Linked DNA regions of Homo sapiens: region 1 is linked to region 2. Evidence: chromatin loops called from intact Hi-C (ENCODE). Cell type or tissue: CD4-positive, alpha-beta T cell. All regions are shown on one strand. Each heading gives the region's core, and the rest is flanking DNA. Links, peaks and the distances in the headings are about the cores only. Region 1 holds the start of IER3IP1 (immediate early response 3 interacting protein 1). Region 2 has its middle 180 kb from the start of SMAD2.

What was found. Peaks named below come from ENCODE experiments on the same cell type or tissue, not always from the same donor. Only the 100,000 strongest peaks of a DNase experiment are listed, where the experiment ranks them.
Region 1: a loop joins it to region 2, with 38 times the contacts of the local background. A loop is called at or near these places in 1 of 110 quality-filtered maps.

What each region holds. Positions count from the first base shown.
Region 1 is chr18:47,173,423-47,187,157 of GRCh38, forward strand. IER3IP1 (immediate early response 3 interacting protein 1) reads right to left here and starts at 2,942. Exons shown (of 3, transcript NM_016097.5): 1 at 2,765-2,942. The coding sequence starts at 2,855. RefSeq lists enhancers at 2,851-2,970, 2,981-3,110. In CD4-positive, alpha-beta T cell, for the core only: no CTCF peak of the experiment used is centred there; a DNase peak (open chromatin) is centred at 2,979; H3K4me3 peaks cover 1,590 bases.
Region 2 is chr18:47,742,636-47,758,480 of GRCh38, forward strand. No RefSeq gene overlaps it. Among named protein-coding and RNA genes, the nearest start is that of SMAD2, 180 kb to the right of the region's middle. RefSeq lists a silencer at 6,552-6,731. In CD4-positive, alpha-beta T cell, for the core only: CTCF peaks have their summits at 6,713 (motif pointing left) and 6,917; a DNase peak (open chromatin) is centred at 6,686; H3K4me3 peaks cover 272 bases; H3K27me3 peaks cover 910 bases.

The DNA.
Region 1 (13,735 bases), core at 1-5,000, 570 kb before region 2:
TGCAACCTCTGCTTCCCAGGCAAGTGACTCTCCTGCCTAAGCCTCCAGAGTAGCTGGGATTACAGGCGCCCACCACCACACCCTGCTAATTTCTGTATTTTTAGTAGAGACAGGTTTCACCATGTTGTCCAGAGTGGTCTCAAACTCATGACCTCAAGTGATCTGCCCACCTTGGCCTCCTAAAGTGCTAGGCATGAGCCACCATGCCCAGCCTCTACTTTTAAAATATCTTTTGATCCACATAAAATTCCTAGGGCTGCCATAACAAAGCAGCACAAACTGGGTGGCTTAACAGAAATTTTTTCATAATTTTGGAGGCTAAAAGTCTGAAATCAAGGCGTAAGCAGGGTTGGTTCCTTCTGGGGGGCTCTGAGGGATAATCTCATCCATGCCTCTCTCTTAACATCCAGTAGTTGCTGGAAATCCTTGGTATACCTTGTCTTATATATGCATCACTCCAATCTCTGCCTCAGTTGTCACATGATCTTCTGCGTGTGCATCTGTGTGTCTCCAAATCTCTCTTTTCTTATAAGGGCACCAGTCATTGGCTCTAAAGCCCTCAATCTAACCCAGTATGATCTCATCTTAACTTGATTATATCTGCAAAGACTCTGTTTCCAAACAAGGTCACCTTCATAGGTATCAAGGGTTGGGACTTCAACACATCTTTTTGAGGGACACAATTCAAACCCCAACTTGATCCCTTCTACTTTTCTGGATAGCGGTGAACAGATGAACTCTGGAAGATGACATTTGAATCCTAGCTCCACCACTTTCTACTTTCTACCTGTGTGTTCTTACAAAAGCCACCTACTCTCTTTGTGATTCTAGTTTTCCACTGGAAAACAGAAACTCTCTCATAGAGTTGCTGTGAAGGCTACACCAGTTAATATATGTAAGGCACTTGATACAGATCCTGTACGTAAGTGCTACGTAAGTATTAGCTATTATTATTGTTGTCATACCCACTTGTATCTACTTGCCCTATTTAGAATTGTTCTTCCTTGGGAGGCCGAGGTGGGCAGATCACGAGGTCAGGAGTTCGAGACCAGCCTGACCAACATGGTGAAACCCCATTTCTACTACAAATACAAAAATTAGCCAGGCTTGGTGGTGCGTGCCTGTAATCCCAGCCATTCGGGAAGCTGAGGCAGGAGAATCGCTTGAACCTGGGAGGCGGAGGATGCAGTGAACCGAGATTGCGCCACTGCACTCCAGCCGGGGGGACAGGGTGAGACTCCGTCTCAAAAAAAAAAAAAAATGGGTCTTCCCACATCCACTGCTTTCCCTTCCAATCTTTCCTCCGTATTGTAGCCTCAAGGATCTTGCAAATAACACAAATCTGGTCATGTCGCTGTCTTAAGACCCTCTTCTCACCTGCCTCAGTTTTCACACCAGGTCTACACTGCTTAAAGCTCTCCTCACCCTTCCAGCTCCTCCCAACCCTTCACCTTCACCGAGTTAATGTTTACTCATGTATCAGATTTCAGGTTAGACACGCTTCCTCCAAGAAGCTTTCGCAGATACACAAGTTAGTATCTGCCCGTACTTCTCTTACATAATACTCTCTATACTTGTTATTGTCATTTGTTTAGTTTTTATTTAGATTAACTTCCATCAGAAGGGCAGAGTAGCTGCTGTAACTTCAGTTACTATAAATGGGCCTGGCACATACTTTGCACTCAATAAATATCTTCTGAAGTAAATGAAATGAATCAATCTTGCTCCTGGGTTTACGTTTCAGTGATTCAAACGGGCATACTTGGTACACAACGTGAGGTCCTGGAAGGTATAACTTGTGTTTTCATTTTTGAATTTCTAAATTCTAGCAGAGTTTTTGGCACACTCTATGCACCCAATAAGCTATCTGAATAAACTTTTCTTGGAACATGAGTGTCTGAATGTCCTGATAACTCCAACACGTTCCCTTCCTGTAATTCCTAAAGCCCAGGAACACTTATTGCCTTCCATCAGTTAGTGAACTACTGATGCTCCAAAATGGGTCACGCCTCCTTCCCCTCCACACCCAACTCGTTTTGTTTTGTTTGTTTTGTTTTGTTAGACGGAGTCTCACTCTATTGCCCAGGCTGGAGTGCAATGGCGCAATCTCGGCTCACTGCAACCTCTGCCTCCCAGGTTTAAGTGATTCTCCTGCCTCAGCCTCCCGCCCGGCTAATTTTTGTATTTCCACCACCACGTCCGGCTAATCTTTGTATTTTTAGTAGAGACGGGGTTTTACCATGTTGGCCAGGCTGGTCCCAAACTCCTGACATCATGATCCGCCGGCCTCGGCCTGCCAAAGTGCTGGGATTACAGGCGGGAGCCACCGCGCCCGGCCCCACACCCCCAACTCTTAGCCCGAAACTCAGACCCCGGGTTTTCGACTATTAAAAGTAGTCACAGGACCGCGACACTGCACTTCAGCCTGGGCAAAAGAGCGAGACTCCCCCTCAAAAAAAAAAGTAGTCACAGAAAACTGAATTAAATTACTGACCTGAAGTAATCGCAAGCAGAGGCGTCCCTGACTGACTTCTATATCCCTCCACCCCAACCCCCTGGGCCCTGCACAGCGGGTGTCTGTTGAATATTCTCCCGGCTGTTGAGCCCAAACCTGATGAGAGGAAAGGCTCGGCTTCCACTCCAAGCCGAGCCTTCCGCTGTTCTTCTGTCCCGGCCCTTGGTGTCCCCTCACGCGGCCCCATTAGGTTACGCGCCCCCGGGGACTCCGCCGCCGCCCCAGCCCGCGCCCCGCGGTCCCACTCACTGTTCTTGAGGAATCGCTCCTCGTGCAGCACTGCGATGGCGTTGACGCAGAGCAGGGCTGCCTGCAGCAGTGAGTACAGGGTAAAGGCCATGGCCGTCCGAGGCCGCCCCGAAGTCCAAGCGATTTCTCTCCCGCCGCCGCAAGGGACGTGGCGCCTCCACGGCCGGCGCCTTCCTACGGAAGCCGATGGGGCCCAAAACGAACTCTCCGGGAAGCCCCGCCTCCATCTGGCTAAGAACCGCCCCTCGCTGAAGACTGCAAGTCCTGCCGCTTGTCTAGACCGGTGATGTGCAATCAATGCTCTGATGTGGCCAGTGCTGCAGGTGCAAAATACACACCGGATTTCACACACTTGGAACTGGAACAAGGATGAAGAATATCCCAATAATTTTTTTTTTTTTGAGATGGAGTCTGGCCCTGTCGCCCAAACTGGAGTGCAGTGGCACGATCTCGGCTCACTGCAAGCTCCGACTCCCGGGTTCACGCCATTCTCCTGCCTCAGCCTCCCAAGTAGCTGGGACTACAGGTGCCCGCCACCACGCCCGGCTAATTTTTTGTATTTTTAGTAGAGACGGGGTTTCACCGTGTTAGCCAGGATGGTCTCAATCTCCTGACCTCGTGATTCCCCCCTCCTCGGCCTCCCAATAATTTTTAAATGTTGATAACATGTTGAAATGAAAATATTTTGAGGCCGGGCGCAGTGGCTCACGCCTGTAATTCTAGCACTTTGGGAAACCGAGGCGGGCAAATCACCTAAGGTCAAGAGTTCGAGACCAGTCTGGCCAACATGGCAAAACCCTGTCTCTACTGAAAATACAAAAATTAGCTGGGTGTGATGGTGGGCTCCTGTAATCCCAGCTACTCAGGAGGCTGAGAGAAGAGAATCACTTGAACCCGGGAGGCAGAGACTGCAGTGAGCCGAGATCCAGCCTGGGTGACAGAGCAAGAGGAAAGAAGGAAGGAAGGGAGGAAGGTTTCTTGTTTATTTTTAATTATTTTATTTAATGTGGTTATGAAGATACTGTAAATGACATGTGACGCTTGCATTATATTTCTATTGCTCAGTACTGCACTTGATGCTCCCAGGAGATACAGGAGATACTAATATTCCCATTTCAGATTTCAGAATGCTAAAACAAAATAACTGTTTTAAAATTACTCAGTGAGAAACATCCCCTCCTTGACCAAACTCCAACCAAGATCCTCTGAGCCTCTTCTTTTTTTTTTTCCCCCCCCAGGAACAGGGTCTTGCTCTGTTGCCCAGGCTGGAGTGCAGTGGCACCATCATAGCTCAATGCAGCCTTCAGCTCCTGGCTCGAGCAGTCCTCCTGCCTTAGCCTCCTGCTTAGCTGTATGTGATGGTTAAGACTGAGTGTCAACTTGATTGGATTGAAGGATGCAAAGTATTGATCCTGGGTGTGTCTGTGAGGGTGTTGCCAAAGGAGATTAACATTTGAGTCAGTGGGCTGGGAAAGACAGGTCCACTCTTAATCCAAGTGGGCACCATCTAATCAGCTGCTGGAGTGGCCAGGATATAAAGCAGGCAAAAAACCAATGAAAAGGGTATGCCAAGACCAGCTCGGTTGGGGAGACCCTAACCCAGCGGTGCTAGAGGAATTAAAGACACACACAGAGGTGTGAAGTGGGAAATCAGGGGTCTTATAGCCTTCAGAGCTGAGATCCCCGAACAAAGATTTACCCACGTATTTATTAACAGCAAACCAGTCATTAGCATTGTTTCTATAGATGTTAAATTAACTAAAAGTATCCCTTATGGGAAATGAAGGGATGGGCCGAATTAATTGCAGCAGGAACACATCCTTAAGACACAGATCTCTCAGGCTTTTGTTTGTGGCTTAAGAATGCCTTTAAGCAGTTTTCCAACCTGGGTGGGCCAGGTATTCCTTGCCCTCATTCCCGTAAACCCACAACCTTCCAGCTTGGGCGTTAGGGCCATTATGGACATGTTATAGTGCTGCAGAGATTTTATTTATGGCCAGTTTTGGGGCTAGTTTATGGCCAGACTGTTGGGGGCTTGCTCTCAACAAGGGTAGACTGGCTTAGCCTCCCAGCCTACATCTTTCTCCCATGCTGGATGCTTCCTACCCTTGAACGTTGGACTTCAAGTTCTTCAGCTTTGGGACTCAGACTGGCTTCCTCAGCTTGCAGACGGCTTATTGTGGGATCTTGTGATCGTGTGAGTTAATAGTACCGAATAAGCTCCCTCTTTGTATATATATCTCCTATTAGTTCTGTCCCTCTAGAGAATACTGACTAATACACTCTATTACAGGAATGGGTCATCCCGCCAGGCTGAGCCCTCTTCTTGACAACACCTCAATATTGGCCACTTAAAAACTACAGATTCTCAGCCTGGGGAACATGGCAAGACCCTGTCTCTACCAAAAATACAAAAAAAAAAAAAAAATGCCTCAGCTTAGTGGTATACACCTGTGGTCCCAGCTACTAAGGAGGCTGAGGTGGGAGGATCACTTGCACCCAGGGAACGGAGGTTGCAGTGAGCTGAGATTGAGCCATTGCACTCCAGCTTGGGTGACAGAACAAGACCCTGTCTAAAAAACAAAACAGGCTGGGCGCGGTGGCTCACACCTGTAATCCCAGCACTTTGGAAGGCCGAGGCGGGTGGATCACAAGGTCAGGAGATCTAGACCATCCTGGCTAACACAATGAAACCCCATCTCTATTTTTTAAAAATACAAATAAATTAGCCGGGCATGGTGGCGGGCACCTATATTCCCAGCTACCCGGGAGGCTGAGGCTGGAGAACGGCATGAACCCGGGAGTCGGAGCTTGCAGTGAGCCGAGATCACGCCACTGCACTCCAGCCTGGGTTACAGAGTGAGATTCCATCTCAAAAAAAAAAAAAAAAAAAAAAAAAAAACACTACAGATTCTCCACACAAATGATATGCATATTGTGTATCTCCTTTACCCAACACTAAAACACTTGAATACTAACATAGTTTCTTTTTTTAATTGTATTTATTTATTTTAAGACAAAGTCTTGCTTTGTCACCAGGCTGGAGTGCAGTGGCAGTGGTGCCATCTCAGCTCACTGCAATCTCCGCCTCCTGGGTTCAAGCGATTCTTCTGCCTCAGCCTTCTGAGTAGCTGGGACTATAAGCGCGTGCCACTACGCCCAGCTAATTTTTTGTATTTTTAGTAGAGACAGGGTTTCACCGTGTTAGCCAGGATGGTCTTGATCTCCTGACTTCGTGATTCCATCCACCTCAGCCTCCCACAGTGCTGGGATTACAGGCGTGAGCCGCTGTGTTTGGCTGAATACTAACATAGTTTCTAACAGCTCGCTGTTGCATTCAGTTGCTACTGTTGCTACTTGCCTGAAAAAGCTTCAGGCTGCCAAAAAATTTACTGTTTGTTTTAGCCAACACCTTACAATAGGCCCCAACCTTCCTTTCTTAGAGCGTTTACTCAAGAGGGCTTACAATTGTGAATCCTTCTCCTGTCCCTTTGAGATGTACATGTTTCTCCTACAACTCAGGAGCATCTTTCTCAAGGACCTGAAAGCCATCCCTTTAAAATGTAATCAATCATCAGGAAGGTTAAGAGCCTCTGTCTTCCAATCTCTATGGGAAGGCAGCCAACAGACACAGCTGGCCTAACTGCATCAACCAATCCTTTGTCGTTTATAGGATATTAACTCACACAAGGTCCCGCAATATGCCGTCTGCAAGCTGAGGAGCAAGGAAGCCAGTCCAAGTCTCAAAGCTGAAGAACTTGGAGTCCAATGTTCAAGGGTAGAAGCATCCAGCATGGGAGGAATATGTAGGCTGGGAGGCTAAGCCAGTCTACCCTTTTCACTTTTTTTTGCCTGCTTTATATCCTGGAAGTTTAACTTCCCTGTCTCTACTGAGACACCACTCATCTTCCTCCCTACTCCTTCATTCTCCCTTTGAAACACCCTGTCAGCCGGGCTCATGCCTGTAATCCCAGCACTTTGGGAGGCTCAGGTGAGAGGACTGCTTGAGCCCAGGAGTGGTGGCACGTGCTTGTGGTACCAAGCTACTCAGCTCTGCCACCTGTGTACAAATTGAAGCTGAGTTCAGTTCATGCTAGATCCTCTTTCCTATTGCAACAGTATATTACTGATTAAAATATGTCCTTACCAGTTTAAGTAGTATCTGGCTTTATCTTTCACAGCATTAATAAAAGGCTGAGTTAGAACACGTTGAATTTTAGATGTTATTTCAGAGCAAGTATGCAAAGTAATCACTTCCTGAACTTCACAGAGTACCCTAAAAGGGAAAAGCACCACATTAAGTCCCAGAAAGGACTTTGGAAGGCCCTAAGTTGCTACTGCTGGAAAAGACACTGGCCAAAAGAAAAGAATAATTAAACTCCCAAGAAAATATTAAGCCTAAATAGGCCAACTAGTTTGTGCCTACAGGGAAGAAAAGCTGTATTATTTCCCACAGATGTGCACAAACACTATCTCCAAAATCTAGCCCTAAGTGCAAGTCAGGTAGAGAAAGACACATAAAGATAAAATAAAGGGAATAAAGGAAACAACAGGATACCAAAAAATCCTCCTGTTCTTCAAGGCCCATAAAACTCTAGACACTGGTGATGGTAAATATCTTAGCCTGTTCAAGCTACTATAACAAAATGCCATAGACTGGGTGGCTTATAACACAAATTTATTGCTTGCAGTTGTGGATGCTGGCAGCCTGAGATCAGAGTGCCAGAATGATGAGATTCTGGTGAGGGATGCAAATTGCTGCTTCTTGTATTCTTACCTGGCGGAGAAAGAGGAAGCGAACTCTCTCAGGACTCTGATACACTAATCCCATACATGAGGGCTCTACCCTCATGACCTAATCTAATCCTAATTGACTCCTAAAGATCCCACCTCATAATTCACATTAGTAGGAAGGGTTTCAACATACGAATTTTGGGAAAACACAAGCATTCTGTCTATAAAACAGTGAAGAAAAGTTATTTCTGAGAGTGGAGAGTGGCTATTTTAGGATTTCTACATTGGGCTGTGATATGGTTTGGCTGCATCCTCACCCAAATCTCAACTTGAATTGTATCTCCCAGAATTCCCACATGTTGTTCGAGGGACCCAGGGGAAGGTAATTGAATCATGGGGGCAGGTCTTTCCCATGCTATTCTTGTGGTAGTTAATCAGTTTCACGAGATCTGATGGGTTTGTCAGGGGTTTCCACTTTTGCTTCTTCCTCATTTTTCTCTTGCCACCACCATGTAAGAAGTGCCTTTGCCTCCTGCCATGATTCTGAGGCCTCTGGAGCCATGTGGAATTGTGAGTCCATTAAATCTCTTTTTCTTCCCAGTTTTGGGTGTGTCTTTATCAGCAGCATGAAAATGGACTAATACAGTAAATTGGTACCAGTAGAGTGGGGCGTTGCTGAAAATATACCTGAAAATGTGGAAGCGACTTTGGAACTGGGTAGCAGGCAGAGGTTGGAACAGTTTGGAAGGCTCAGAAGAAGACAGGAAAATGTGGGAAGGTTTGGAACCTCCTAGAGACTTGTTGAATGGCTTTGACAAAAATACTGATAATGATATGGACAATGAAATCCAGGCTGAGGTGGTCTCAGATAAAGATGAGGAACTTGTTGGGAACTGGGGCAAAAGTAACTCTTGTTATGTTTTAGCAAAGAGACTGGTGGCATTTTGCCCCTGCCCTAGAGATCTGTGGAACTTTAAACTTGGGAGAGATGATTTAGGGTATGTGGCAGAAGAAATTTCTAAGCAGCAGAGCATTCAAAAGATGACTTGGGTCCTATTAAAAGCACTCCATTTTAAAAGGGAAACAGAGCATAAAAGTTTAGAAAATTTGCAGCCGGACGATGCAGTAAAAAAGAAAAACCCATTTTCTGAGAAGAAATTCAAGCCGGCTGCAGAAATTTATATAAGTAGAAAGGGGCCTAATGTTAATCCCCAAGACCATGGGGAAAATGCGTCCAGGCCATGTCAGAGACCTTCATGGCAGCCCCTCCCATCACAGGCATAGAGGTGTAGGAGGAAAAAGTGGTTTTGTGGGCAGGACCCAGGGTTCCTTTCCTGTGTGCAGCCTAGGGACTTGGTGCCCTGTGTCCCAGCCGCCCCAGCCATGTCTGAAAGCGGCCAACGTAGAGCTCAGGGTGTGGCTTCAGAGGGGGAAAGCCCCAAGCCCTGGCAGCTTCCACATGGCGTTGAGTCTGCAAGGACACAGAAGTCAAGAATTGAGGTTTGGGAACTTCCACCTAGATTTCAGATGTATGGAAATGCCTGGATGACCAGGCAAAAGTTTGCTGCAGGGGCAGGGCCCTCATGAAGAACCTCTGCTAGGGCAGTGCGGAAGGGAAATGTGGTGTTGGAACCCCCACACAGAGTCCCTCCTGGGGCACTGCCTAGCGGGGCTGTGAAAAGAGGGTCACTGTCCTCCAGACCCCAGAATGGTAGATCCACTTACAGCTTGCATCACGCACCCGGAAAAGCTGCAGACACTCAATGACAGCCTGTGAAAGCAGCCGGGAGGGAGGCTGTACCCTACAAAGCCACAGGGGCGAAGCTACCCAAGACCATGGGAACCCACCTCTTGCATCAGTGTGACCTGGATGTGAGACCTAGAGTCAAAGGAGATCATTTTGGAGCTTTAAAATTTGATTGCCCCGCTGGATTTCAGAGTTGCATGGGGCCTGTAACCCCTTTGTTTTGGCCAACTTTTCCCATTTGGAACAGCTGTATTTACCCAATGCCTGTACCCCCATTGTATCTAGGAAGTAACTAGCTTTCTTTTGATTTTACAGGCTCATAGGTGGAAGGGACTTACCTTGTCTCAGATGAGACTTTGGACTGTGGACTTCTGGGTTAATGCTGAAATGAGTTAAGACTTTGAGGGACTGTTGGGAAGGCATGGTTGGTTTTGAAATGTGCGGACATGAGATTTGAAGGGGCTAGGGGCAGAATGATATGGTTTGGCTGTGTCCCCACTCAAATCTCAACTTGAATTGTATCTCCCAGAATTCCCATGTGTTGTGGGAGGGACCCAGGGGGAGGTAATTGAATCACAGGGGCCAGTTTTTCCCTTGCTATTCTCATGGTAGTTTATAAGTCTCACGAGATCTGATGGGTTTATCAGAGGTTTCCACTTTTGCTTCTTCCTTATTTTTCTCTTGCCGCCACTATGTAAGAAGTGTCTTTTGCCTCCTACCATGATTCTGAGGCCTCCCCAGCCATGTGGAATAGTAAGTCCAATTAAACCCTTTTTCTTCCCAGTTTTGGGTATATCTTTATCAGCAGCTTGAAAAGGGACTAATACACGCTGGGCGTGGGGAAGGGGCACCTGGGGAAACATGGTCAGGAGCTTTGGTTGCTCAGTGAATCACATGTTTTACTGGATTGGTTACTAAAGGAAGACAGGTGCAAGGGAATGACTGGAGATAATGTCATGGATGGAGTGGAGGTCTGGGTAGAGCCTCCCTCAGCTACCCCTTTTTTCTGCCACTAGGTTACAAGTCACACAATCCAATTCTTTTACGATCAAAGAATCAGTTTAACTTCTCTGGACGTCTGTTACTTTATCTATAAAATTAGGTGATTATCATCTCTGAGGCCCCTTGAGCTCCAAAAATCTCTAGATCCAGTAAAAGCAGCTTAAAATACAACATAGTATACAGGTACTAGTACCATGTAATTTATTATTTTTCAAAAATCCAAGCTTGTAGCCTATGCTGGTAATAGCAGATTATATCCTTTAAAATAATTGTTTCTTTGATGTCCTTACTTCTAAAGAAACTCAAAAGCCTGGCAATTTTACTATATATTTATAAAATAGTTGTCATGGTTAAAAATAAAGTCTGTTCCCAACAAAAAAACAGAATAAAAATGCATATTGTGCATCTTAGCAGCTTAAAAAATTCCTGGTTATTGTCTATTTAAAATTAGAACTTGCTGCTTGTGCTGAGCTTCTGATGTCTGTTTGATATGGTGTCATGTGCTCACATTAGTTGCCTCATCAGACGCTACTATTGGAGATGAAACTTTATTTTTCCAGTTTCAGGTGGAGATGTCTCCTTCTTTTCTTCCTCAAGGTGTTTTTTGTTTTGTTTTCTCCTTGGACCCACAGATAGCACACTTTGGTATGCTGGACCATCTTGCTACAGACTTTCTTAGTCAAGGGAGAGCAATGGTTAAGATTATGTCTAGCATAGTCTGCATTTGGCTCCTGATTAGAAATGGGAGCAGGGTAGATGTAGGATTCAAACTTGAACTTTTAAAGTTAAAATGCACCAGGACTTAGCCTTTTACATATGAAAGATTGCACTGTTGAACTCAAATTTTTCACCCTTCCCCGTATCAATGCCTTAGCCTTATAATTTTGCTGACGCTTGACTTGGAATTCAGCTATAAATGGCCAACAGAACAAAGAGGAAGTGATGCTATACCAGCTCTGAGCCAAGACTCTAAAGGCCTTATATGTTTTTACTTTTACTTGTATCTCTGGCACTGCCATGAATAAAATATTCCTGGACTGGTCCACTGGTTCTGTTGATGGCTGCTGTGATATCTCATGTAAGGGTAATAGCTGTGCTTTAGTCTGGAGTAGGCTGAAGTGGCCTTCTGGTGCAGCATGACTCAGCAGGTTTGGAGAGCAGGCGCACAACTGCACACATTATGAAACCACACCATGTGAGTGAGATGCATTAGATAACCACTCACATGAGTTCGTGCTTGGCTCGGAGCCACTATTATCTGTAAAAGGTATAACTACCCTGCTGGTGCTGTCCATATGGCTTGTGCCCAGAGAAAGAATAAAGCCATGTTGCAGCTGCCTACAATTCCTCAAGTGTTTTTCCAGCTACCTGCCACCATCTACCAATTCCCCTCAGACCTCAGCTTGGGCTCAAACCTGACACCTCAGTCCTCGTCTTCTTCACTTATAATAATTTAAACAAGAGACACACAGCAAAGGAGACACAGCATAGAACAATGTATTGCAAAGGCAAAATAATATTTTGAAAGTTAAGTGCAGAATAGACAGTATACCCTGAGAGACAGAGTTCAGGGCAGGTTGCTCGTAAGGATGAGATAGTGAAGACTGGCACTAGGGAATTCCCTTTCTGGGAGTCTTCCATGATTATTCGTAAAGATGTGGGAAGAGGTGTTACTAGTAAGCATGGTGAGTGGTCCTCTGGGTGCCCATGTACAGTAGCCATACATGCTTGTTCATACATTGCATGTCTCATTAGCATTTTAAATCTCCACCCAGGAGTGTGTTTTATAGTATTATAATGAGCAAAGGGTCAGTCTGAAGACAGGTAAAAATCAAAATGCATATGCTCTTTACAGGGGAAATTCCCTTCTGGAGATAGCTTGTTTGAATGAGCTGGACTACAGTGCAAATGCTGGGGCCTATGTTGACTGTATGGTCACCACGGTGGCTGTGTTCTGAGGACATGGTCACTTCCTTGACTACCTGTCCTGCCTCAACTCCAGGGGAAGCATGAGAGACATGTAGAACAGAACCAAATCACCACAGTCAAGCCCAATCTAGACTGACCAACTGTCACCCAACCACAGATCTGTGAGAATAGATGATTATTGTTTTAAGTCACTACATTTTGAGGTTGTTTGTTCCATAATATTTTGAAACAACAGATATCTCTTTACTGTATCTACACTCACTTGGTAATCTAATTTATTCTAATGGTTTAAAACATGTCATTACCCTAAAGACTACCAAATTTATATCCCCTACCCAGAACTTACCCATGAACTCTTGGCTGATATTTGCAGCTGACTACCACCTGGGTATTTAATTAACATCTCAAACTTACCTTGTCCCAAACTGAACTCCTGATTTTCCTTCTGAAACCTACTTCTCCTGCAGTCACCACATACAGCCCATCTGCAAATGCTGTTGATTTAACATCAATATATTTTCAAATCTGACCATTTCTCATCCACTAAAATCCTGGACTAAGTCACCATCACTCTTGTGTAGGTAGTGCAATAGACTCCTAACAGGTCTCTGCACATCCCCTTTTGCCTCTCTACAATTTATTCTCCCCAGAGCAGCCCGAATATTTCTTTTAAAGTCAAGTAATGAAAGCAATTTTTTTGTTATGAGAACTGTGTCTTTTGTCCTTTAGAAATTTTCACATTCTGGATTTTGCTGATTGTATCTGCATAACCCTGACTAATTTAAATGCCATCCACAATACCTGAATCATTGGTTAAAAAAATAATAATAAAAGCACTTGCTGATTGAAGAAGAAAATAGTCACTAATTGAAATGACTAAAAGCTTTTACTAACTCAATTTTAAAAATCAGGTATGGGGTAAAGAAAAATGTTTCACAAGCCAGATATTAGAATAATTCTTCAAAAAATCTGCTGGCTTTGCTTTCTTTCTCTTCCTATTTTTAAATTTCAGTATCTCTATTCCTGCATTCATTATAAAATAGTTCATCAAGATAAGGCTGATTCATTTTATTAAAAATTTAAAACCTTGAAGACTGACAAAAATGGATTATGGTTTTTAACATTTTTATCCTGGTAATATATTTTAATAGATATATATTTTATTGTCTGTGTCTGAGATATGAATCAATGATGACTGAGGTATGTTTGTTTTTAATCCTGTTATTTACAATAGCAGCCTTGAGATTAAATGGGTTTATGGCAGCAGAATTCACCCAAATGGATTCTATTTGAGGTAAGCATTGGACCAAAATAGGAAAATCCTACAAGAAGAGCCTCATTCATGTTTATGGATTCATACAAGCTATTCCTGGTATGAGGCTCAAATGAAACCATTTGCAAGCTGAAAGCTTGTACATTATGAAGTGTTTCTGGAAATAGGGCTCTTGGAAATGGAAAGTTTCTTTAAAAAGTAAAAATGAGTCACTGCATCTATTTTAAAAGGGGATTAATCTCAAATGGCTACATATAGGTGACTAGTCTTAGTTTTAAAAAAAACC
Region 2 (15,845 bases), core at 4,279-9,278:
TGAAAGTCAATCAATAACTCTTAAAACTGAGAAATCAAGAAATAGCTACCTATGCAAGAAATTTTAAAATATAGAAGTAAATAGCAGATTAAATAGCTAAAAGAGTTGAGAGGGGTTACTCTGGGGAGTGCAGATTTAGGATGGGGAGAACAGGATAACAAACCACTCTCTTATGTTATCTAATAATATTTTTGTCTAAATAACTGTAATAGTTTGTTAAACAACATAAATATATTAATATTTTATATATCAATATGTTAGTATTTTTATATATCAATATCTTAATGTTGTAAAGGTATTAATGCCAGGCTATTTGGGATACTTTTTCCTTGCTGACAGGGGAGGAGATGGAGGAAGGCAGGCATCCTACACACTAGCCAAAGACAATAATTCTTCCAAAGAAGAACTGGAAGGCTGGTAAATGTTCTGAACCCTTACTTGTCTGATGTAGCTTCATTTTACCCTCGCACTTGAATGATCATTTATGTTCAAAGCCATTTCCCCTCAGAGCTTTGAAAACATTGCTCCATTATTTTCTTGTATCCAATTGTGCTAATGAGGAATATGATATCAATCCAATTCTTGTTCCTATGCGTAGTGGGTTGGAGTGAGTTACCCAAAAAGACACATTTAAGTCCCAGACCCAACCCCCAGCACTTGTTAGTGTGACCTTATTTGCAAGGAGGGTGTGTGCAGATATAATTAAGGATCTTGAGATGGGATCTTTTAGGGTGGGCCCTAAGTCCAAGGACTGGGGTCCTTATAAGAAAAGGAAAGAATGCAGAGACACAGAGAAGGCTATGTGGAGATGGAAGCAAAGAGCAGGATCATGGAGCTGCAGGCCAAGGAGTGCCAAGGGTTGACAGGAGCCACCCAAGCTAGGAGAGAGGCATGGAACAGGCTCTCCCTCACAGCCTCCAAGAAGAATCAACCCTTCTACACTTCAGAACTGTGATAATTAAATTTCTGTTGTTTTAAGCCACTCAGTTTGTGATAATTTGTTACAGAAGCCCCAGGGAGTGAATATACAGTTGACCCTTGAACCACATGGGTTTGCACTGCACAGATCCACTTACAGGCAGGTCTCCTTCCGCCTCTGCCACCCCTGAGACAGCAAAACCAACCCTTCCTCTTCCTCCTCCTCAGCCTACTCGACATGATGCTCCACTTCCACTTAGTAAATAATAAATAGATTTCCTCTTCTTCATGATTTTTTTTCTGTTTTTTTCTTTTCTTTTTTTTCTTAGAGACAGGGTCTTGCTCTGACTGCCAGGCTGGAGTGCAATGCCACCATCATAGCTCACTGCAGCCTCGAACTCCTGGGCTCAAGTGATCCTCCTGCCTCAACCTCCCAAAATGCTGGGATTAGAGGCATGAGCCACCACACCTGGCCCTGCGATTTTCTTGATAACATTTTCTTTTCTCTGGCTTCCTTTATTGTAAGGATACAGTGTCTAACACATATGACATACAAAGTATCTGTTAATCAACTGTTTACATTATTGGTGAGGCTTCCAGTCAACAGCAGGCCATTAGTAGTTAAGTTTTAGTAGAGTCAAAATTTACACACAGATTTTTTTACTATACAAAAAGTCAGCATCCCTAACCCCCAGATCGTTCAAGGGTTAACTGTGCTATGTATTTAAGTTTTTTTTTTCTCTCTCAGGAGACTTCTAGGACTTTTCCTTTATCTTTGTTGTCCTAAAAATCTCACTTACATGTCCATGCTTGTATTTTGTTTTGTTCTGCCAGCTATGTGTGGGCCCTTTAAATCTGAGCACTTATGTCTTTCTTTAGTTCTGGAAAATTCTTTTGCTAATTCTTTAAGTGTCACCTCCTCTCCATTATTTCTATTTCATTCTCCTGGTACTCCTTATTTAAATGTCCTTGGTGTTGACTAACTGTCCTTTTACGCTGTCTGTCATCTTACCTTCTGCATCATTCCTGGAGAAATTCTTGCCTCGATCTTTTGGCTATTCTCTCTTCACCTATGCTCATCCCTCAATTCAGTCCACCAATTCTGAGATTTTTGTTCAACTAGCAAAATTTCCATTTTCATAATCTCTAGCTAATTCTTTTCTTTTTTTTTTTTTTTTGAGACAGATTCTCACTCTGTTGCCCAGGTTGGAGTGCAGTGGCACGATCTCAGCTCACTGCAACCTCTGCCTCCGGGGTTCAAGCGATTCTCCTGCCTCAGGCTTTTGAGTAGCTAGGATTATAGGTGCCCGCCACCGTGCCCACTTCCATGCCCGCCTAATTTTTGTATTTTTAATAGAGACGGAGTTTCACCATGTTGGCCAGGCTGGTCTCGAACTTCTGTCCTCAGGTGATCCACCCGCCTTGGCCTCCCAAAGTGCTGCAATTACAGGTGTGAGCCACCACACCCAGCCACTAATTCTTATTGTATGGATCCATACAATGATATATGTATGCTTTCACGTCTTTTAGAGGACATTAATTTTTCTTACCTTAAAGTCCTTTCTACTTGTGCTGTTCCCTCTGTCTTCTCAGAGCTAATTCCCTCACTCGTCATCTGGATGCTCCTGCGTTATGACATCAGCTCTCCTCAAACATTTGGCCATTCTTGATTCCACCTTCCTCTCTGAGGCTGAGCACTGGCAATTCTGTTTGCTCACCCTGCTTGAAGGGAAAGGGAACAACTGTTGAGAGCAGAAGATGGGCATGGCCACACACCCCTGACATCTGGGAGTGAAGGATCCTCATTCCTTCTAAGACTTGCCCAGCCCCAGGAAACCCCCCATTTGATACCAAACCTATCACATGCATCTGCCCCAGGCATCCACTCCTGTGGATACTACGTGGCCAATGGCAGAAGCAAGAAACTACATAAGGGCCACTTGTTGCTCCTGCTGCGATATCCCAGCCAGTCACCTGTCCACTGTCCCAGTGACGCCCTTCCCTGTCACCACCAGCCACCTCCACCTTGGGGCCCTCTCGGGGTCAGGCCCACTGCTGTTTCCTTGGTTAATCTGCTCCCATCTCCTTTCCATCTTCCCTCGTGGGTTACAGCCTAGCTTATTATTATTTTTTTTTTTTTTTTGAGATGGGGGTCTTACTGTGTCGCCCAGGCTGGAGTACAATGGCACAATCTCAGCTCAATGCAACCTCCGCCTCCTGGGTTCAAGTGATTCTTGTGCCTCAGCCTCCAGAGTAGCTGGGATTACAGGCTCCCCTTACCAGGCCTGGCTAATTTTTGTATTCTTAGCAGAGACGGAGTTTCACCATGTTGGACAGGCTGGTCTCGAACTCCTGACCTCACGTAACCCACCCGCCTTGGCCTCCCAAAGTGCTGGGATTACAGGCATGAGCCACCACGCCCAACCTCAGCTTACTATGCTTGAGCATGTATAAGAACTTTGCCAAAAGTTTTTTCTTTATGTCTATTTTTTTTGGAGAGAGAGAGAGGTTGTTGGGTGTCCTCAGAATGCCATTGTCTCATACCTTCTGCAGGCCTTTCTATTTCTAATCAGTAGAAAAGCTCAGAACTATCTTCTGATTCTGATATTCACAGCTATTAATTGAGCTCTTCCAAGATGTCAGGCAATTTGTTAACTCTTCATGTGCATCATCTTATTGAATACGGCAACCCATACAGGTGGTAAAATTAATATGCACATTTAATAGAGGGGCAAACTAAGGCCAGGAGAGGTTACTTGTCTCTGATCACAGAAGAACTAGTGAGTAGTAGAGGTGGAATTTGAGTCTGGATGTGGCTGATTCCAGAATCCAAGCATTTGGGCCCTCTACTTGTTAGTCTTCAATGATGTTGCTTATGCCATATCCTATTTCTTGGTATTGGTTTGTGCATTTGTTAAAGAAGATTAGCATAGAATAATGGGTCTCACTGTGTGACTTTGTTCCCCCACAACATGTGACAATGTCTACAGACATTTTTGGTTGTCACAACATGGGAGGAGGTGTGTGCATGCTGCTGGCATCTAGAGGGTAGAGGCAGGGATGCTACTAGATATTCCATAACACACAAGTCAGTCTCCTGACAAAGAAGTATTCAGCCTCAAATGTCAGTAGTGCTAAGTGCCACCAGTAGACACCCCAGTGTAGACCATCTGAAACCTCTTCCAACCTTGAAAGTTCATGGCACTCTTCCAGAGCTCCCCCGTCAGTGACATCAGTGTTAAGTGCAGGAAGGTGTCTCCAGAAGACTCTTGAGGCCCAGGCTCGCCAATGTCTCGAGACAATAGATTTCAAAGGTGATGGCTATGAGCCACTCCCATGCATGAGAGCTCTGGTGGTCTACCTTCTACCCTGGGGTCTCCAGCGTCATGGACTCAAGACTCCACACAAGCCTCAGCACTGTGTTTACATTCACCATGTGGATCCCCATGAGGCAAGAGGTGAAGACTGCAATCCAAATGCTGGGGTTCTCTCTTGCTGTTTTCTTCCTCTCCATTTTAAACAGGCAGCCAGGCTCTGTTCAGCTTCTTAGTCTCAAGGATCTCTGCAGGATGGAAAGCAGAAAAGCCCCTCAACAGTCAGAGAGAGGGGAGCCAGAAATGGTGGTACCTAGGGGAGGTGGCCAGATCTTGGGGGCACACTGAAGTGTGATGCACCTGGGGAGCCAGCCCCTAAGCCTGGGAAATCCAGCCCTGCCAAAAAAGTGCAGGGTCCCAAACAGGCCTATGCAGCAGGGGGACCTGGGAATTCTCCCAGGCAACCAAAGCAGCCTGGGGCGGGACTCAGTAGAGACATTGCCCCAGACCGGAGTGCCTCTGGAGGGTCCTACGCAGCTGTGTTCAGGGTGAGGGGCAGAAGCTTAAAACACCACTGTACCCTGCCTGAACTGCAGTCACATGGAAAGAGGGAAGATGAAGACGGAAGCCTGCGAGCAGAACTGGGGGGCGGGGACCAAGCCTGGGCTCCTCTCCACCCTGTGATTGGACCCACTGTGGCCGGTGCCATTCCAGAGCCACCCTGGGTTTGGCGTGAGGCATCTCCCAGCTGTTATTTGACCTCTAGCTCCCATGGGCTTATTTGAAAATACCTGCCTGCCTTTCCCTTCCAGCTCCACCTGGGAAGCCTGATCTCATCCAGTTAATAAAACAGGAACAGAGGCATGGGACGCAGCGAAGGCACCCGTGGGACCCTGTCCTGGTCCCAGCTTGCCCAGTCTCACGGTGGTGGTGAAGTGAACCAACCTGAGTTTCTTCTCTATTCTCTGCCTGCTGACAGGAACAAAGGCCAGGAGGAACAGGCCTTACAGCTAAAAGGTTCCCTTGGAGGCCCATCTCAAATTCCCTGCAGGTGTGGCCACTCGTCACAACCTGATTCCTGGTGACCTCTCTCTGCGCAAAGGCAAATGGAGAAACAATATCTCAGTTTATGAGACCCTGGTTTTAGAACTCAAGTCCCATTTCCCTATGGACCCACAGGAATATTTTGGAGATCGTTAATCTTCATTTCTGATTGATTTTCTGTCAATATTTCCCCCACCCCAACCTTTCCATCAAGTAGTTAATGAGCTGTAAACAAACACTTGAATGCACCGGGGCAGTGGTTTTCCAAGAAGCCTTTTGAACCGTGAACCAAGGCCGGGCAGTACAAACCACACCCTCTGGTTTGCTGTGGGCGCATTTGTGCCTCTAGTTTTTCTCACATGGGTTCCCCAGGACTGGTGAAGTGAGAAGAGTCCCCCGCCTCCTGGAGGCAAAGCAAGTAACAATTAACTCGCCATAAAGGGGAGTGCACTGAATAAACCCCAAATCTCTCCCCTCTGCCTCCCGCCCCAAGTGTAGCCACTTCTCTGGGTCAAGCGCTCCAGAAGGTTCACCCGCACGGGAGGTGGCAGAATCCAGGAGCACCGTAGGTATCCGACCCCCTCCTGGCAGGGCTTAGATGGATAGAGCTGGGAAAAGTTTGAAGCCTGTGTTCCTGTGAGAGGGGAGGCTTGGGCCCACCCACATGGCACTGCATGGCCAGGGTGACGCTGGAGGTTCCCGAGGGGCCTGAAGACTTAGAAGGTCCCAAAGATGACAGTGGTAGAGACTCCGTGCCGGACCCCACAATCTGGTTTGTGTCAGCCCTGGGAGTGTCATGCAAGACCCCTCACCGCGGGTCTCAGTTTCCCCATCCATCCTGCTTCCGTCGCAGCGGTATTAGAAGGATCCGGGGACACACGCTTGGGAAAAGTCTAACGGTGTCACAGATGTCAGAGGGAACCCTCTGGCCTCCAGGATCACAGATCTGTCCTCCCCACGAGCCAAGGCCCAGGAGTTCCTCTGCAGTCCGCCTGAACGTTAACACGCAGGGAAAACTTCAGGGAAAACATACAGCTGATAAAAATTTAATGCTATATGTAACAAAGGAGAATGAATATTTAATCCGTGCTTTTATGCGAAACCACATAACCAGGCAGCCCCACGCGGCGCCCCTCCCCTCGCCCGCGCCCGGCAGCGAAGCAGTTAAGCGGCTGGCAACAAGCAGCTCCTAATAAACACTCGGCTAATTCTGTAGGAAAAGCACTAATTAGAAAAGCAATAATAATCGGTGTAATTGCTCTAAATTACCCTCCTAACAGAGAACGGCGCTCGGAGCCGGGAACGCAGCTGCCGCCGCCCAGCCCTGAGCCCCGCGCTTCGCGCCCGCGGCCCTGAGCTCTGCTGACCCCTGGCGGCCGCCGCGCGCCGCGCCGTCTGGACTGCGAAGGGCAGCCGCGCGAAACCCGACGCTCTGGCGCCCCCTGGTGTCCGCGATGCCGCACTGACCCGCGGACGGACGGGAGGCCTACGGATCCAGGATGGCTCCTTCGACTCTCCCCACGCCCCCCGCCCTCTGCTTCTCCCCAGGGCTGCTAAGGAACCAACATCACACTGGCTGGCCCACGCAGGACAGGACAGGGCCAAAACAGTAATGGGATGCGCGAACCTCTAAAGGGTTACTGGAATTCGGGATGCTGTGGATTTAGGGGATTGCTTTGGGCATGGGGTTGATGGAGGGAAGGAGGGCCCTCCTTAAGTGTAGGAGGTCAAGATTTTAGGGATGACATGTTCAGGGGAGAGGGCCAGGACAGGCTGGGCAGGGCTGCTTTTGAGAGGCCTGAAATTAACAAGGACGCTACGCCTTTCTGGTGGATTTGCGGACCACTGATAGGGTCGTTAACAAGAGCCTCCCATACCTGCTACTGGGATGGCCGCTACTGGGCTCGGCCGCAGTTTTCAGGGTAAGTTTGGGCCCTCAGCCTGTGTGTGTCTCAGCCCTCCTCAGACCAAACCACAGTCATTGACTTGGTCTCCCTGCTCAGTTGTCAGTCTGACACAGATACACACATATACACACACATGCACACACACATATACACACATACACACATATACACACATATACATAAACATACATATACATGCTTATACATACATATACATACACACATTTATACAAATATACATACACACACATATACATACACACATTTATACAAATATACATACACACACATACACATACATACACACATACACATATACATACACACACTTATACATACATACACACGTTTATACACACATACACATATATACATACACTTATAAACCCATATACATACACACATTTATATACACATATGCATATACATACACACATTTATACACATATGCATATACATACATTTATACACACATATTCATACACTTATACACACATGCATATACATGCATACACATACATATACACACATACACACAGATATAAACACATATACACATGTATACAAAGATATGCACACACATACACCCATATACACATACACACATATACACATATACATACACACATGCACACGTATACACATGCACACATCTCATATATATGCATACATATACATGTACACATACATATAGACATACACACATGTACATACACACACACACACACACCACACTGGGAGCTGCTGAGGGGCAGGCCCCTCTTGGTGCCTGACGCCTGGAGTAGCCACTCACTAAATGCTGGATGAATCAATACCTGGAACAGGCTGGATGCCCACCTGGGGGAAACAGCACCTAGGGATGGGAAAGCAGGGTGTAAAGCTGTGGCCAAAAGTACCAGCAAGAACCAGAGAGGGATCTAGTGATGCCCCAAGGGACCGAGGACCCTACGGGCTGGGAGGTCAGGAAAGAACCCTGGAGGAGGCAGGGTCTCCACTGGCCCCTGGAAGCTGACACTAGAAGCTTAGAATGAGGACCTGGAAGCTCAGAGGGTTTCTAGTACCCCCCAATCCCTCAGTAAGGGGAACTGGGAGGGGTGGCCTCCAACAAGAATCAAACTACTGCTCCCCTGTCCACCAGCCCTCACATAACCGTGCCCTTTCCCGACACCAAGGCAAAATCCCACCCTCTTCTGTTTTAAAGCAAGCTGAGGGGGGCGGTCAGTGTGAAGGGGGTTGTCCCTCCTACCCACTGCACTGATGCCTTGGCACTGCACTGATGCCCTGCCCGGAACCTGCACTGATGCTCTGGCGCTGCACTGATGTCCGGGACCTGCACTGATGCCCTGGCAGTGCACTTTCTGCCTGGGACCTGCAGACTTCCCACATGCTCCTCATCTCCACCTGCCAATCATCAACCACATGGAGTCCGCTGAGAGTCTTGCTCCTCCTGCCTCTGCCCTCAGGCCTGGGACCTGAGTACTTCAGTGCTGAAGAAAACCGACCAAGGAGTCCTGGCTGGAAACCAAGCCATGTGCTGTCCTGCCAACCCCCATGCATCCTCCCCACAAGGCTGAAGCTTTTGCTAGAAAACACCCCACATGGTTAGAGAATGGGTGTTAATGACATGAAATGGGCACTCCCTCCCCAGAAAGCCTTCCCTGGCTTACTCATCATTACAGGACAACCTTGGAATCTATGGCATAACCTGACAGATATGGCTTCTCCATCATATGATTGATCTAAATCAGTGGTTTCAGAGGGAGCCTCTTGCTGGCAGGTTATATCCATGGGTCTCAGCGGGAAATGTGTGGATGAGGAGGGGACAAGGCCTTTTGGGTACCACCCCTCCTTAAACAAGCAGCTCCACCTTCACATCTACAGAGGCCATACAGCCTGGTAACCACATGCCTAGGCTAGGAACCAGGCTACCTGGGTTCAATTCCTAGCCTTTTCACTGACACTGTGTGACCATGAGCAAGTTTCTTAACTCCTCTATGCCTCATTTTCCTCATCTATAAATTAAGATGTTAGTAGTAACCTAACTCAAAGGATTGTTGGGAAAAGTAATTGAATTAACACAGGTAAAGTGTCTGGCATACGGTAAACGCTCAATGAATGTTAGCTATTAATATTAACTGGTGTATACAATGGAATTCTACATATGCTTGAAATAAGACCAAAACATGTTTGAAAACCCACTAGATTTCATGATCTCCAAGGTCCCTTCTGGCTCTAAAATTCAATAATTTTAAGGTGATATCTTTTAACTGTCACTTTTGCATCTCCAAGCCCTAGCACCTGCTGTTCTCTGCCAGATACACCATTTCCTACTGTCTGCCTAGTGAACGCTGACTTCTCCTTCCTGCCTCAGTTTAATAGCTGCCTCCTCCAGGAAGCATTCTCTCCCTGCTCCAGGCAGAATCGGTCCAGTCTTTCCTTCCCACATGTTCCTTGCACACTTTTAAAATAATACAGAGTCCCTGATACCTATGCTGTCCCATGCTTCTGTTTCCTTTTTGCCCTCTTGCAGGACCCACAGACTCCTGGAGAGCCTACTCATGTCTATAGCCCCCATGCCTGGCCTAGAACAGGCAATTGCCTAGAACAGGCAATGTACTCATCAGTTTTTTGTTTTTTGTTTTTTGTTGTTTTCTTTGAGATGGAGTCTTGCTCTGTCACCCAGGCTGGAGTGCAATGGCATGATCTTGGCTCACTGCAACCTCCGCCTCCCAGATTCAAGCAATTCTCCTGCCTCAGCCTCCCAAGTAGCTGGGAATACAGGTGCGCACCACCACGCCCAGCTAATTTTTTGTATTTTTAGTAGAGACGGGGTTTCACATGTTAGCCAGGATGGTCTCCATCTCCTGACCTCGTGATCCACCAGCCTCGGCCTCCCAAAGTGCTGGGATTACAAGCATAAGCCACCGCGCCTGGCCACTTATCAGTTTTATAGTGAGGAAACTGAAGCACAGAGGTATGAAAAAAATGGCTGGAAACACTCAGAGTCAGAGCTGGGAGGAAGAACCAGGCCTCTGGACCACTAGACAGGATCTGAGGCTTCTCTCAAGGGCAAGGGTCAGGGCAGGGAGGGTGTCACCATCTCAATTCCAGGGCAGGCTTTGGCACAGCCAGGTGGGGCAGGTGCGGGCATCTCTATTAGGGCTGAGAAGGACTTAGATGAGGGACCAGCCCCACCACCAAACACAGAGGCAGTAGCATCGCCGATGGGGTCTGGGGATGCCATCTCACACCTGGACCATTGCAGTAGCTTCTAACTGTCCTCCACACTTGCCCCATGTCCCCGCCTCTATCCCTCCACCTGCCACATGCCAGCCAGAATGACCTGGTGAAACATGGGTAGAATCAGGTCCCTCCCTGCTCAAAACCCCCACAGCCCATCTTATTCACCATTAAAGCCAAAGTCCTCTCAATGGCCTCCAAGGCCCCACATGCTCGAATCCAACCACAGCTTCTACATTTCTCCTCCCTGCTCATTTTGTTCCAGCCAGGCTGGCCCACTCAACAGATACCAAGCACAGTCCCATCTTGCACCACTGCCCTTCCTTCTGCCTGCAATGCCCTCCCGCAGACAGCCACACGGCTAACTCCATCACAGTTTTCAGATGGCTGCCCAAGTTCCCCTCCATGAGGCCTACCCTGACCACCCTATCTAAAAGAACAGCCCGTGTTGCCCCACACAGAATGCCTTCACCTTACAAATAATATATCTATTTCTTTATCTTTGTCTTCCCTACTGGACTAGCGGCTCCACAAGAGCAGGCAGTTTGCCTTTTGTTCACTGACGCAGCCCCACATGTGAAATTGTACCCAGCATATAATGTGAGTTCAATAAATGCTAACTTAATTAAACAGCTGTAAAGTCACAAAGAAATGAATTTCTAATGGTGGAATTTCAGGCAGCACATGCATTGCTGATGGACATGGCACAGTGTCAAGCACATGGTGGGTGCCTGAAACTCTGTGGAATGAGGGGCCTTCTTGCTTTTGCAAGCGCCTTCGTTGGCCTGCCTCCTTGCTAGGAAAGCATGCTGAGTACAGCCACCATTTCTGGTGTTGAATTGTTTGTTGGTTGGTTGATTTTCTGACTGTGCGTCTTGGGGGCACACCCTGCTTCCTCCACAGTATAACGTTAGCGGAGACACACACCATATACACCTTCCCTCTTTCCAATGGCCTCTCCTGACTTTAGGTCCCCAACCCCAATTGTTTCTGGCCCAGCCAAATGGAAAATTTAATTTCCAATTAATTAGCCCTGAATTTGGTGCCCCTCGTCAAGTTACAGGACTGCCCTTCTCCCAAGAGAGGGGGCTCCCCGCCCACAGGTGGCCAACACTTGACACTGCCTCTGCTGGGAGGGAGACAAAGGCCCCCAGCCCTGCCATTGTCTCGGCTCGAGTTCACGGTCAGGCGGGCACAAAGGCTGGATGAATTCTTCATGACCCTCTGAAAGCGTGGCTCTTCCCTATCTGGCCACAGGTGAGCCCTTGAATGGGGGAGAAGGACATCTTCTCAAGCAGCAAGTGTCCCACCCAACACGGATCCCAGCCTCCGTCCCCAGCCTCCTGCCCTGGCGCCGCCGCCCCCGCAGTCCGCTGAAACCGGAAGCCCCGGGCCAGTTCAAGACAAGGGCGCCCCGCACCCGGCGCAACTCCCCTCCTTCCACGACACAGCCCTGCTGCTGTGGCATGGCCCTGGCTCTCAGCGGGGCGGTCCCCTTCCCTGCTCCAGAAAGGGTCTCCAGGGCGAGATCTGCCCTGCTTTCCCTTGTATTAATATAAGGGAAAGTCCTGGGGAGGAAGCTCTCCCCTGCCAGCGTCCACTCCAGCCTCCAGGAGTCCCTCTCCGCAGGTCTCCATCTTTCCCGCGGGTTCCGCTGTGCTGTGGCGCCCTCTGCTGGTGGGTCCCATGCAGTGCGAGAGTGCTCACCTGGTCCTGGCGTCCTGAAAGCCCATGTCCCCTACCTTCAAGTTCCTCCCTCTCCCAAGAAGTCGTTAGAAGGAAGAGGAGGCAGTCCTGTGGCCAGGTCTCTTCTCCAGAGATAAGTAGAGGAGGGATGAAGAAAAAACAAGGCCTGGGGGAGGGGCTGGGATTTGAGTTAATGAGCTATGTATTTTCCTTTCTCTATAATCCACGGTATTGGATGCAGCAGCCAATTTAACTTCGCCATGGGATAATTTGTCATGGGGTTGTTAGGCTGCAGAGGCTGGGGTGGGATGAGGATGGGTGGGTAAGGCAGGGCCAGACAGAACCGGGGGCCATCCCAAGTGCTTCCTAGCAAACCTCCTGGGGTCGGGGGGTGCAGCATACTCTGTGCACCAGGGGCCCAAGGAAAGGAGCGTGGATAGCATCAAGAATTCCTCAGGGGCAGAGCTAGGGTAGGACAAGGAAGGGAGGGAAGGACCCAACTCCAGCACAAGAGAGCCTTGCCAGGTGAAAGGGCGCCTCAGCTCTTCCCTGAGAACAGCAGTGTGTCTGTGCAGCCCTCCAGAGCCTGGGACCCAGGGGCTTCCCGCAGAGTTGTTGGTCCTGTGTGACTCATGGATGGATAGCTGGATTGGATGAATAGATCCATGGATTCATGAGTGAGCATCACTCAAATCTTCCATGCATCTAGAATGTGACAGAACCAGGACTTTCTGGCCTCATTTCTGTGTCCCTACTGTGTGCTTCCCTTAGAGTCAGAAATCAGAGGACCTCGAGTTGATGGTCCTTAGAAGGCAACTCATTTTACATAGAAATTGGGTGACCTTATATTCTGGTTTTCCCAGACAGCATCCCAGTTTCTGCCTTTGACCCAGGGCAATTAATATTCCTTTCACTCACAATATCATCCTGGTGTGGACAATAAATATGGTCACCCTTCAGAAGAGGAAACTGAGGCTGAGATGCAGTCACTGCCCACAGCTAGCCTGTGGCCAATGCCCAAGTCTCCTGACATCCTCTGCTCTTCCTGCTGAGCTAAACCACTGCCAAACACCAAGGCCTGACACTCAAAGGTACAGGATCAGACCCCACCTGTCCACTGGGATCTCCCTCTCCAGGAAGCCCTCCCTGACTAGGACAGCCTGCAGAGACCCATCCATATCTGAACTCTGCCTTCAACACTTTCCATCTCAATCTGGTACACAGCACTAAACTCCTTTCTCCACCAAAGTGTGGCTCCACCTACAATGTGCCAGAGGGGAGTGTGGAAGAGGAGAACAGACAGGTAGCAGGGGCCAGAGGGCCAGGGTCTAGAATCAGTCACTGCACATTTCTCCCCTGGGCACCTAAAACAATAGTGGCCTGAGGGCCCAACTAGAAGATGGGGAGCCACACATCTGAATGGGAGTGGAATTAAAATGTTGATTTGGCCATTTGCCTCCTATGGTCCTGGGCAGAAAGGCAGGCCAGGGCCTCTCTACCAACAGCCTGGTAGGTTTTCTGATGCCCTATGACCTTGACTTGTTTCCATCCCACCTCTGTGGGCTGCAGACGCACTCTGGCCCCTCTGTTTTCTGGCCAGCCCACTTTTCTAACTGCGGTGCTTCCTGGGATGCAACATTAGGCACCAGTTGGGTAGTAGATTCTCTCTCCCCCCATATCCTCTCAGGAGGTATGAAGTCCCCCTCCTCCACGGCCCCAGCCTTCCCGTTTCTGAATAGACCACACTCCTCTCCCCTTGTCCAGAGCTATCAGAACCCTGCCTCTTGCCAATCAAATGGCCCGCCACTGTCCACTCCCTGGAATGTAGCACCACCTAGTGGCAGCCTGCAGCCTGACAGCGCCGCAAGTGAAATTTCAGCACAGCAAGTCTTTACTGATTATCAACCATACACAAGGCATTATGCCAGGCCTTTACAGGTGGGCAGAAAATCACAAAGACAAACAAACAAAACCTTGAGATGTGCTCCCTGCACCGGAAAGCACTTGCCTTCCAGTGGGGAACTGAGCCGAACACGGTGCAACAGAAGCAGTATAGCATGATGCTTGTGGGTACAGACTTCTGAGTCAGACCGTCCAGGGTTCAAATCCTAGCTGTGGCACTTACTAGCTGTGCTATTCCAGGTACATTATTTAACTTCTGTAAGCCCTAGATTTCTCTTTGTAACATGGATTAATAAAGATGCCTCTCTCAAAGGGATATTGTAAAGAACTGAGTTGAAGTATTAAAACATTCAGCACAGTGCTTGGCAGAGGGCAAGTGACATTAAGATGGATGCTATTATTGAAATGATAAAATGATTAATTCAGGCTTAGTCTTGTAAGAATTCAGGAAAAGGGTGGCCACGTGCAGTGGCTCACGCCTGTAATCCCAGCACTTTGGGAGGCCGAGAGGGGCGGATCACGAGGTCAGGAGATAGAGACCATCCTGGCCAACATGGTGAAACCCCATCTCTACTAAAAATACAAAAATTAGCCAGGCGTGGTGGCAGGCACCTGTAATCCCAGCTACTTGGGAGGCTGAGGCAGGAGAATCGCTTGAACCTGGGAGGCAGACGCTGCAGTGAGCCGAGATCGTGCCACTGCACTCCAACCTGGTGACAGAGCGATACTCTGTCTCAAAAAAAAAAAAAAAAGAATTCAGGAAAAGGTTAACCCAACTATGAATTGGAATTATGACAGAGAGAGTAATGGAAGAGGTAAGAACTGAAGTAGGGCTCTGCGGAAAATGTAGGCTCTGTGACCACGACCAAGTCCTCATCTGTAAATGGAGATAACACAAAGTGCTTAAAGGTAGGGACCTCAGGTAATTCTCGAGGTAACATCTTTTAGTGATAAACATTTACTGAGCACCTACAATGTGTCAGGCTTTGGAGATTCAGAGATGAAAAGATACAGTTGCTGATCTCAACATTACAATCTGGCTCATATCACAGAGAAAAGAGCTGGTGGGCTTCTGATCCCCACCCCAATCCCTGCACGAAACCCAGAAGGCAAGGGCGAGGCCATCTGTGAGTACTGTGTCCTCGGCCGGCAGAACCTCCAGGATCTCAACCCCTAAAACAGGGCCAGCTGTTCTGGGGAGATGAGATGGCAGATAATGATCAGGGTCATGGGCCCAATCACTCCTCTCAGGCTGCTCCTCTGCAAGGCCTCCTCCAGCCATGCTCCTCTGCTTCCCGCTCTGGTCCACAATCAGGAGTGTCCAGAATGTAAGGTTCGTGAGAGCAGGGGTCCAGCCCATCTTGTTCTCCAATGGGGCCAGTACAGCATTCAGTGCCTGGAATATAATAATGTCCAAAAATGTTTGCTGAATGGATGAATGAATGAATTAAAGTTTTAAGAAAGTAATTCATCGTGGGACCCTTCTTCTTATGCCTAGTAACAGCACACATGGGGCCTTTCAAAACTATTCTGGTCCTCAGAGTCTCCATCTAGAGACTAGAAAGTGAACTACGCTCAGGATCTGTACTTCATCATTAGTTCTGCTAACTGCATATTTTTAATATGTCCCACTAATTATTTAATCTGTGTTCTTTTTGTCTTCCAAGTTAAATGATAAGTTTCTTAATAGCAGAAACTTTCCTTTATTTGCAGAATTTACAGTTAATAGATTTGCCATCATGGATGTGGCATTCCTAGATTCCATGCTAAACTTATTTTTCAGATGCCTTCAGGCATGAAAATCTTGTATCAGAAGAGAATAAAGTTGATTGTT